2 separate regions of the Mus musculus genome follow, and region 1 is linked to region 2. Evidence: chromatin contacts called from ENCODE Hi-C data. All regions are on one chromosome and are shown on one strand. The core of a region is the stretch at or near the end of the contact, and the rest is flanking DNA. Distances in the headings are between cores, read along the strand shown.

The links. Hi-C counts contacts between places; a loop is a spot of excess contacts on that map.
Region 1: a loop to region 2 is called in a map of T-helper 17 cell, with 2.8 times the contacts of the local background. The contact joins the promoter of Olfr530 here to the promoter of Olfr525 in region 2. A Hi-C loop is called at or near these places in 2 of 37 maps with a recorded cell type or tissue (T-helper 17 cell and T-helper 2 cell).

The regions. Positions count from the first base shown.
Region 1 is chr7:140,371,450-140,376,784 of GRCm38, reverse strand. It overlaps Olfr530 (olfactory receptor 530), which reads left to right and starts at 3,177. Exons shown (of 1, transcript NM_146519.1): 1 at 3,177-4,100. The coding sequence starts at 3,177. The coding sequence ends at 4,100.
Region 2 is chr7:140,319,752-140,324,791 of GRCm38, reverse strand. Olfr525 (olfactory receptor 525) reads right to left here and starts at 2,091. Exons shown (of 1, transcript NM_146956.1): 1 at 1,162-2,091. The coding sequence starts at 2,091. The coding sequence ends at 1,162.

The DNA of each region.
Region 1 (5,335 bases), core at 1,928-4,427, 51 kb before region 2:
CAAGACTTGTAACAGGGCAGCCAGACATATTGGATTCTGACCTCTTCTAGCTCACATTGGTATTCAGTCCCTGTCTGTCAAGGCCAGGATGCAATGAGCATGTTGTAATACTCTGCTGACTTTTATATCCCAGCCCCAAATGCAGACAGTGATGACCCATGAAGTTGGAGAAATTTGACACCCTTTCCTGATGAACGTTAGCTAATAAATACCTGAACCTATGCCCTCCCTTGTTCTTTCCAACTGAGATTTGGATGGGAAGAAGGGAAATCCTGCTGGGAACATGCCTGGCTTCTTGCCACAGGAAGCAGAAACTCAGCAAGACATCTGTGCCCTTCCTATCTGCCCTTGGGACCCAGCTCCTCACCACCTCCTCTTTCTGTTGTAGACTTGATAATGGTTGCAAAACCACCTCAGCAAGGACCCTGGAGCAGGCCATCCCAGGGGCCATTAGCTGTCTTAGGTTGCATCATACAGCCAAAGCTATCTAGATTTAAGGCAGAATTACTTGAAACAAACAGACACCTCTGTACTCCTCAGGACTAAGACATCCTTGCAGTCCAAATGGTGTGGTGAGTACGTGACCTCGCTGCCCCTCCTCTATAGGGTCCAGATGCATCTCTCTGGGCAGAAATAACCAACCCTATGTCAGTTTTAGACACTCATCTGGAAAATATCACCAGTTTCAAAAACCCTTAATGTGTATTGCTGCTTAAGTTGGTTGTGTCTCTTCTTTCCTATCAGCTTTTAAATCAAGAGATTCATTTATTGAGTCTGTGATGTTTTAGGGCCACAGGGTCTCCAATATCAAAAGAACAAAGATGTGTTTTTGTGGATGTTTCTGTATCCACAAAGGAGGAACAACAGGTCCAAGAACTATCACAAAGAAAGACGAAGGCTGGAGGACTGGAGAAATGGGTAATAGTGAGTCACACCCTCTCCCTCTCTCTGTCAGGTTCCTTTCCACAGGTTCCTTTGTTGAACATCCAACCTCATGCCTGTCGAGATACAGGTAGGTTTCTTATGACTTTTCTAGACATTTGAAATGAAGACATTTTCTCCCCATATAGATGGTTCATGTGTCTTGTTCACAACTACACAAAGACATAGTGAATATGTGCTATGTGACTAAGGAGCAGCTAGGGCTCAATCTCTCACAGGGGAGGCAAATGGGTGATGGAGAATGATGGGGATAAAACCCACCAACAGTTCCTGCACCCAACTCCTTTGCTGCTCTGGGGTACCATGAACATTTCATCCTGATCCCAGTGGGAACAGCATGCAGAGGTCACTTCACTTTCCTCAGGAGGAGGAATGGCCCTGGACTTTATTCTTTTCTTAGCTTGCCAGGCAGCTTAAACAGCACAGACAGAAAACTGCTCCTCACCCCTCTGCACGGGTGACTGTAAGGCAAGTATTGGAGGTAAGTGTGGGGCCAGGAGTGTATTTCTAGGGCAGTTCACATGGTGGTTCATCTCTCAGATACATCCTGACACAGGGACATTATCAGTTGCTGCTGGTTTCAAAGATACATTAAGAAGAAGGATACATGGACTTGGGTGAACTTCAGTGGCCAAAAAAGAGAGAGAAATACAAACCAGACTGCATTTTAGACCAGTAAAACATACTTTGTAGAGCCAGGATTTCCTAGTCAGGAATTGAGACATATTTTTGTAAGGGTGCTCTCATTTATCTCAGCTTCCTGTATTTTGTCTGCTAAACCTGACAACTGGGTCTGTTATCCTTGGTGTTCAGGGCATTGTGTGCACACCCTAGCCACTGTTCAGTGATTAGTAGAGCTCTTTGTGAAATAGAGAAACTACTGGTTGTATGCAGCCTGGTCTGAGGCCCTATGAAAACATGGAATGAAGATCAAACTCAGGAGAGGGCCTGCCAGCCCAGGTTAGACCATCATTACATCGAGCTTAGTTTGCTGGGTGGAAGATGGGAACAGAGCCAGCACAGCACGCCCCTCTCCCTGCAAACCCCTCTGGAGCATTGTGGGATGGAGTAATGGGGGTGGTGCATATTGTATTGGGGCTCCGGTAAATGACTCTCCTGGCCTATTTTCAGTTTTAGAACATTTTACTCTGGACACATGTAAAATGATTTATTTTGAAACCTGAAATGTCATTTCATGCTAGATTTGAGAATTAGATGAAAGCAGTCTGGTAATACCCTGCTTTCCACATGACAGGCCACGTTGGAAAGTCCTGTCACCTGTCCCTGTCAGTCTGACTCTTAACTCACACCCAATGACCAATCCTTCAATACACCCTAACTGGCAGTCTTGTAGTAGGAAGTGGTAAATAAGCTCTACACACACAGCACAGCTGGCCTCAATATGGGTCACCACCATATCCTGTCTTCTTAACAGAAGCCTGCTTTCTCAACATTCAGGGTTTTGTGTGTTCCAGATGCTTGCTGGACGGCGACTGGCAATGTGAAGTCCTATAAGGAATGTTCCAGTCCCTTAAATGGCACGCTGGGAAATCTTACAGGAGCTCGGTTTGGGAACAGTTGAGTTCTTTCTGCTCAAGCTGTTCACTCACCTGAGACATCCTAGGCCCCTCAGGAAATCCTGATTTCCCTTCCATGTTATGTATAAGTCTAATTCTGTTCCTTGGCTTCCTGTCCTGGTTAGAATAGAGTTCCAAGAAAGGAAATTCTAGGTTCATTGTTGTCACCTAGATGAGGAGTCACATTGTCATGACCCACACTCTGGGACCAGAAGCTGGCAATAGAGTAAGCCCTTCCTCACTGCCCTTGCATCCTTCATAGTCCCATTGATGATAAGCCATGTCTTTCCAGTACCAAACCATACTCTCCAGTCAGTGTGTCCTGGTTGACAGACTTAAATATGGCAATCTTTCCCTCAATATGGGATGAGATGTTGCATGTATAGAATAATGTGCTCAGGGACCTTGTATTCAGGGTGAACTCATGTTCATATGTTCATGGAGTCTGTATTGGGTCTGTCATTGGCCTGTTCTTTCTTTTAGTCCATGACCCAAGAGAATAAAACCAAAATATTATTTTTATACCAGAACAAAATGGTCATTACACAGAATTGTTACCTGAGTTTTAAAACTATTGTTAATTAGAATAAATCTCAGTACTTCTTTTGCCAGAGGCCCAAGCTACAACTCTTATCCTGAACCTAGACAGTGTTTCCCATGGCGCTGGTAAACCAGTCGGTTGTGACCATGTTCATCCTGCAAAGGTTTGTTGATGACCCCTGGATCCAGGATGTTCTCTTCTGCCTCTTCTTTGCCTTGTTCATGGCAGCCATAGCTGGCAATGGCCTGATCATCGCAACCATCCACAGCAGTCCCAACCTCCACACTCCCATGTACTTCTTCCTTGTCAATCTTTCCCTGATGGATGTGATCTGCACTGTGACTGTCTTGCCCAAAGTCCTGCAGAGCCTGGTGGCAGAGAACAGCATATCTTATGGGGGATGCCTCACACAGATGTTCGTCTTCTCCTGGGTCCTGGGCTCTGAGCTTCTGCTTTTCTCTGCCATGGCCTATGACCGCTACCTTGCAATCTGTCGGCCACTGCACTATGGCACCCTCATGAGCGGCAAGGTCTGTGTGGCCCTTGCAACCTTTGTGTGGTTCACTGGAGCTCTCAATTCCTTGGTGCTCACTTGTCTGATGTTGCCATTGTCTTTCTGTGGTCCCAATCTCATCACACACTTCTTCTGTGAGATCCCTTCTGTATTGATACTGTCCTGCAGTCCCACCTTTATCAATGACATCATGACTGTTATTACAGACATGTTCCTGACAGGCCTAAACTTCCTGTTGACTATGACATCCTATGTCTTCATCATCGCCAGCATCCTGCGCATCCGCTCAGCTGAGGGCAAAAAGCGTGCCTTCTCCACCTGCTCTGCCCACCTGGTTGTGGTCACCCTTTATTATTCCACTGTTCTCTATACTTATGTCCGGCCAGCCCTAGGAACTGCTGGGTTCCTGGACAAACTCATTGCTGTTCTGTACACCACTGTGACCCCATCTCTGAACCCCCTTATCTATACCCTGAGAAATAAGGAATTTAAAATATCCTTTAAAAAACTCTTATTTCCCCATTGATGACTTTGAGCTTGGAGAAGAGCTCTAGAAGCAGTGGGTAAAGAGCTAATAAGTTCATTCAAGCCTTCTTTTTCTCTTTTCTGACTCTGTAGGGCACAGTCTAAGTTAGAGCCTGGGCTGCTGTCCAAAGTTTGTATGAGGAAAATCAGACTGTCTACCAAATAATACTAGTCTTCGACTCTTTTGAATGTGTTAAATAGTTTTAACCATTCCTATTCTACCTAGAAATGTGTGCTTAGAATTCAATGCTATTAAATGTGAATATATATCTATGACACACTGAATCAGGTCTACTTAAATCTTGAGTGTAGTCCTTTTAATGAATTCTCTTTAAAATTTTTTGATTCTCTACAGCAAAGGCCAAGAGTAAATGGTTACAGAAATAAAGAATAATAGACCCTGCCCACACTTCATGTAGATGTTTGCTGATCTGATTTGACTGTTTTCATTTGTTGTATTATTATCTGTTTCTCCTGGTACTTAGTTCATCCACAAGATTCAGGGAAGAAAATCCTCATAGATAGCCTGAGTTAGAGGCTGAGTCTAGGAGCCTCTAATTTCTATGAAACGTTTCCTGATTTCAGTATCCATGGATGTGAGACCAGAATCAGACACTGGCATGGTGGCCTCTTCTCAGACCCCATGTCATTGTAAAGGTTTGCTAAATCATAACTATAACTTGTACCTCAACATATCTCCTGCCTGGATGAGTTTTCTGTGACTTGACCATCATCAGGGGTTGCTATTATCCAATACTGAATGTCGTATTATAATGTTAACCTGACATGAGTTCAGTTTCACTGTGACAGGAACTTAGAAATAAAGAGCTTACAAGATGTATTTATGTTGGTATGAGTATACTTTAAGTATTTCACATGCTGTAGTGTTTTGGGTGATTATGAGATCTAAGCTTACATAGTGTCATGTGACTTGTACAGAAGAGATGGCCAAAAAAAAAAAAACCCATAGAGTAGGGAAGCAGGATGGGCAGAACTCAGTGGGTGAGAGAGAACCATGACAATGATTCATGGTTGTGATGATTCATGTTCATGGTTACTTTAACTGGAGTAAGATCTCCTAGGAAACTGCTGAGAGATACCTCCATGATTATCCACAAACTGTTTCCAGTGAGTATTTATTAAGCAGCTGCACCTTGTCTTTAAGGTGGGTTGTACCTCCACATGCACTGGGGATGATAAATCATAGGATAAATGAATGGAGAAAACAGTTTAAAT
Region 2 (5,040 bases), core at 842-3,341:
GTGGGTACAAGATCACAGCTGCCCGGCTAAATCCTGACCAATTCACTATGCTTGAATTCTTTCAGTACGGAACTGTGGACATTAAAACCCTGGATACAGGGTAGAAAACACATCTCAGGACCAAATATGTAGGACCAATGAGATGGCTCAGCAGGTAGAGGTGCTTGCTAAGCCTGATAACCTATGTGGACTTCTACATCCTGCTTGGTAGAAAGAAAAAAGCTACTTTCTGTGGACTGATCTCTGAGAACATGAACACCACTGACATTAACAGGTGTGGTTGTACATGCGTCTGCTTGTATACTGAGTGGAGAGTATTGGGTCATTCATAGAGGCTTCCTAGGATCATGAGTGTGCCCTTGAAGAGAGAAAACAATCATGACATGGCAGGGAGTGGGTCAAAACAAAAGACTCTGACAAGTGTCTTGGAACAAGTGACTGGCAAAGAAATCAAGGTCTTAAAAAAAAAAAAAAAAAACAGCCACAGCAAAGGATTCAGAGGTGAAGAATCACAAGGCAACTGTACATTTGGAGGATGCTAGCAACAGCATCAAACAACACAGTGTTTATCATAGTCCAGAGGAGACTGTGTAGAGGTGAGAAGAGAGTCTAGGAGGATGCAGTGTGCAACAGCATTCAGAGGCCAGAGGGAGATTGAACTCCTACTCAGTCTGCAGAAGCTTCTGTCCAAACCAAGAAAAGTCTGGCATCCTCTACTATGACAGCAAAGCATCCCAACTGGAGAAGAAGAGATGTGTCAACCCACACCTTTCCTGGGCATTGCTGGTATGAGAAGCATATTGCTTGTTCTCTCTCCTCTCAGAGGTGTAAGGACCATGGTGCCACCAGACACACTTCTCAAGTCCAAACTAAGAGGACTTAGTCCAATATCCGGGTCTGGGTGATTTTCTCCAATGCATGATACCAAAAAGCTCTACGTAAGAGATAGCTACCCAGGATATAAACACACAGCCTACCCCAAACCTGGATGTCCTCACTTCCAAAAGAAAATGGCCAGTGGCTCCTCCAATGAGAGCACAGAAGATGTACATCCATATGAATTACCTATCTGTTCTCTGACAGGACATCAGATTCTCAGTCACACATCCCAAATAGTTCATCAACAGCTTGATCAAGTCACATTTGTTGCCTTCTGCCTCCTCATTGGAAACAGGGAAATAACTTTTTGAGGGCAACTTTGACATCCTTGTTCCTTAGAGAATAAATGGCGGGGTTCAGGGTAGGGCTGACTGCTGTGTACAATAAAGCAACTACTTTGCCATTCTCCAAGGAGGATCCGGAGCCAGGCTGCAAATAGGTGTAGATGACGGTGGAGTAGTACAGGACAACCACCACCAGGTGGGCAGAGCAGGTAGAGAAGGCTCGCTTCTTGCCCTCTGTGGAGCGGATGCGCAGGATGCTGGTGATGATGAAGCTATAGGATATCATAGTCAACAGAAAGTTGACCACACCAAAATAAACATCTGCAATGACAATCATGATGTTGTTGAGGGTGGTTGGGCTGCAAGACAGAAGCAGCAGTGTTGGGACTTCACATAAAAAGTGACGAATTTGGTTGGGGCCACAGAAATTGAGTCGTGCCATCAAGCCAGTGTGCACAGATGTGCTGGCTGCACTGATGACCCACACACTGCCGGCGAGCAGGACACAGATGGGCCAGCTCATCAGCATGCTGTAGTGCAGTGGGCGACAGATGGCCACATAGCGGTCATAGGCCATGGCAGTGAGCAGCAGCAGCTCAGCCCCTAGAAACCAGGTCAGGAAAAAGAGTTGGGTCATGCATCCCTTATAAGAAATGTGGCTGCTCTTACCCACCAAACCCTCCAGCAGCTTGGGAAGAACAGTGGATGTACAGACGATGTCCAACAGGGCCAGGTTTGCAAGGAAGAAGTACATGGGGGTGTGAAGGCTTGAGTTGAGGCTGATGGCTATGATGATGAGGGTGTTTCCTGCAAGAGCCAGGATGTAAAGAAGCAAGAAAAAGGCCAAGAAGAGAGCCTGGAGCCCAGGGTCCTCAGAGAGTCCCTGCAGGACAAACTCCACCACAGTTGTGTAATTGTTTATTTCCATTTGAGAGTGAGTCCTGGGAGTTACTGTGACACAGATGGGATGGTCAAGGAGACACCAGGTGTGAGGCAGCCATCATTTCACACTGGGTTCAGACAGCCGTGAGTAGGAGTGCTTCTCAATGCTCTGTTTCTGTAGAATTGATAACATCATCTCTCAACACAGTGTGACAGTGTGAGCATGAACTCTCCACTCTGTACACAGTAGACCCAGAACAGAAGGAACCCCTGCCTGTGATGGGCAATATCCATCTACAGCTTCTGTTTGATTTAACATAGATCATGCCCTATGATACTCTGAGAACTGGAGCTCCTTTCAGCATGTACACCAGGCAGCTAAGGCATACTAAGGGGCAGTCTGTTCCACAGCATAGACCTTTTGAACCTAGAGAAGACCAACCTTATCAAGGAGTGGGCCAGGGTTCTCAGAGGCAGGCATAAAAACAGTTCCAGGATGTATGTTTTGGGGTCGTGATAGATTCAGAACACGAAGCTGTTACAGAATGGCATGTAGGTGGTACAGATGGCCCTGGCTCTTGGGGAATGAATATAACCCTTTTGTAAATACCAGAACTGTCTATTTCTACGTGGCCACTCTAAATCACTCCCTTGAGGATGACAAACCCAGCGAGGACAACAGGTATCACTCACTACCCTGGGAAGGCTTGTGCCTGCCAGAGAAGGTATCAGGCTGTGCCAGGACTGGAAACAACATGAAAGGCATGGACCTGGCTTCACGCCAGCCCCCAATTTCTAGGCTATCACTCCTACCCAGCTTCAAGTCTATCTTCCCCTCACCTTATACACATATATCTCTAATCATCCAGGACTCTCCAAGCATATGGGCCTCTCAGGTAGAGAAGAATAGGAACTGATCAGCATGCAGAGAAAGAGCTCTGCCCCTTTCTACTATCTGATGGGAATGAGCAGGCCCACACCCATCCTGGAGACTCCATGAGTGGGATGTTGGCTACATGAAAACAAAGAAGTCACAAAGGGTATGTGAAAACAAAGAAGTCACAAAGGGTATGTGCTGAACAAGGAAGACACTTTCCCCCTGTGATTGCACAGATCAAGGTCTTTCTCCTACAGGGTGAACTTAAGAGAAGGACCTGAGCCTATGATTCCCCAACCCCTCCTATTGAAGAGCTAAGCTACCCATAGAAACTTCAAGACCCATACTTGTGCCCACAAAAGGAAAGATTTATCTGTGAGCCTTCCCTGCAGATCCCAGGGGCCTCATACAGAAGGCAGGGCCTCTCAACTGAACCCCCCAAATTCCCTCTGTCTACATCTCAACCCTAGTAACTGTCTGCTTCTAACTATTCAGGCCACAGGTGGCTCTGAGTTCTGAACTCTGTACCAGATCCACAGGAAACCACCATGCCTCTTTAGAGACCCAAATCTGCCTCAGAGCCAAGCCACAAGGCAAGATTTCTATTCATACTGATCAACAGTGCAGATAGGTCACAGAGCAAACCTACAGAGCCATGCATTTAAAGTTTCAAACTGTAACTATGAGTCAAAGTAATTCTGGTAACAGGTTTTTTTTTCATTTTTATATACTAAAATAGATCAAAGCAAAACCAAATCTCTTCTGAGAATTATCTCTCCCTCACAGAAGACACAGAAAGAAGAAAGAAAGGAGAGAGAGAGAGAGAGAAAGAGAGAGAGAGAGAGAGAGAGAGAGAGAGAGAGAGAGAGAGAGAGAGAGAGAGATGGGTACCCAAAAGGAAAGAGGGAATAGAGGAAGGAGCAACTCACATGGAAGGAGAAGCTGTCTGTGGCTGCCCATCTATACCCAAGATGTCTACATGTCATAGAGAACATACAGGATGGGCACAAAGCTATAACCCTGTGTCTCTTTTGTTTGCTCTTGACCTTAATGTAGGGTCTGCCCCATGGGGTGGACACTGAGGTTGCTAGGGAGTGGCCCACAGAGAGCAATTACCCACAATGAGGTAAACAGGAGTCCCTCTAGGCCATAGTCCCCAAGCTGAGACACCAGGACCCTAAGGCATAGAGAAAGCAGATGCCTGAGGTCATGTGCTCTAGGACACTGACCCCCTGTGGTGATTTCTACCCTGGGGATGCGTGCAAGACAGCTTGCCTGAGCATCATGTACCCTTGATCCCTGTAGGAGGATGTATTTCATGTTAACAAACTGTTCCTCAGCATAGTTTATTGGTTTCCCTCCCCTCCTTTTATCATTGCATCATTAAATTATCTTGGTGTGACATGGTCCTATTGATAAACCAACTCTGATCAGTTAATTCATCACTATCTGAGGACATAAATTGTAGGCCACTCTCATGCTTTGACTGGGAAATGCACAGTCATTATGGTAGATCACACTTGAGGTTGACCCTGAATAGAAGCAACTTTTCTCTGAAGTTTTCAAATCTTCCCATGGGGAGAGATTGTGTGAAAACTGTGGAGGTGAGGTTCAGCATGAATTACAGGACTTGAGGTCCACCATGTTCTGTGGCATGAGCCCTTGGCAGCAGATTGGCTTCCCTGTAAAGCCAGAAGACTCACAGCGGGGGTGAACCATCTCTTGTAGTCACAGATCAGTACACAAAGTAACCCGTTCAGAATCAGTCATTGCAAAAACTAATGGACCTAAAATAATCCAAACTCCACAAACCAAATGACCACTGGCCACCTTAAGTTCCAGATCCTCCAAAGTCCTTGAACTCTGTTAATATGCACATTATCAATCTCTCCTAAAATGTTACCTATTTAACAGAACAACAAACACAACACTTATAGCACAACTCAAGATTCGAACAATTTGTAGAGCACATTAAGATGAGATAAGAGCTTCAATTAAATTTGATCTTTCTAGTCAATCCACCATAAAGAGACTAATCTGAGTTATAAAACTAATAAGTAATTTAAGTCTGTTACACTGGTTTAAGGATAATGCGTAGTCCAAAACAAGTCACCATAT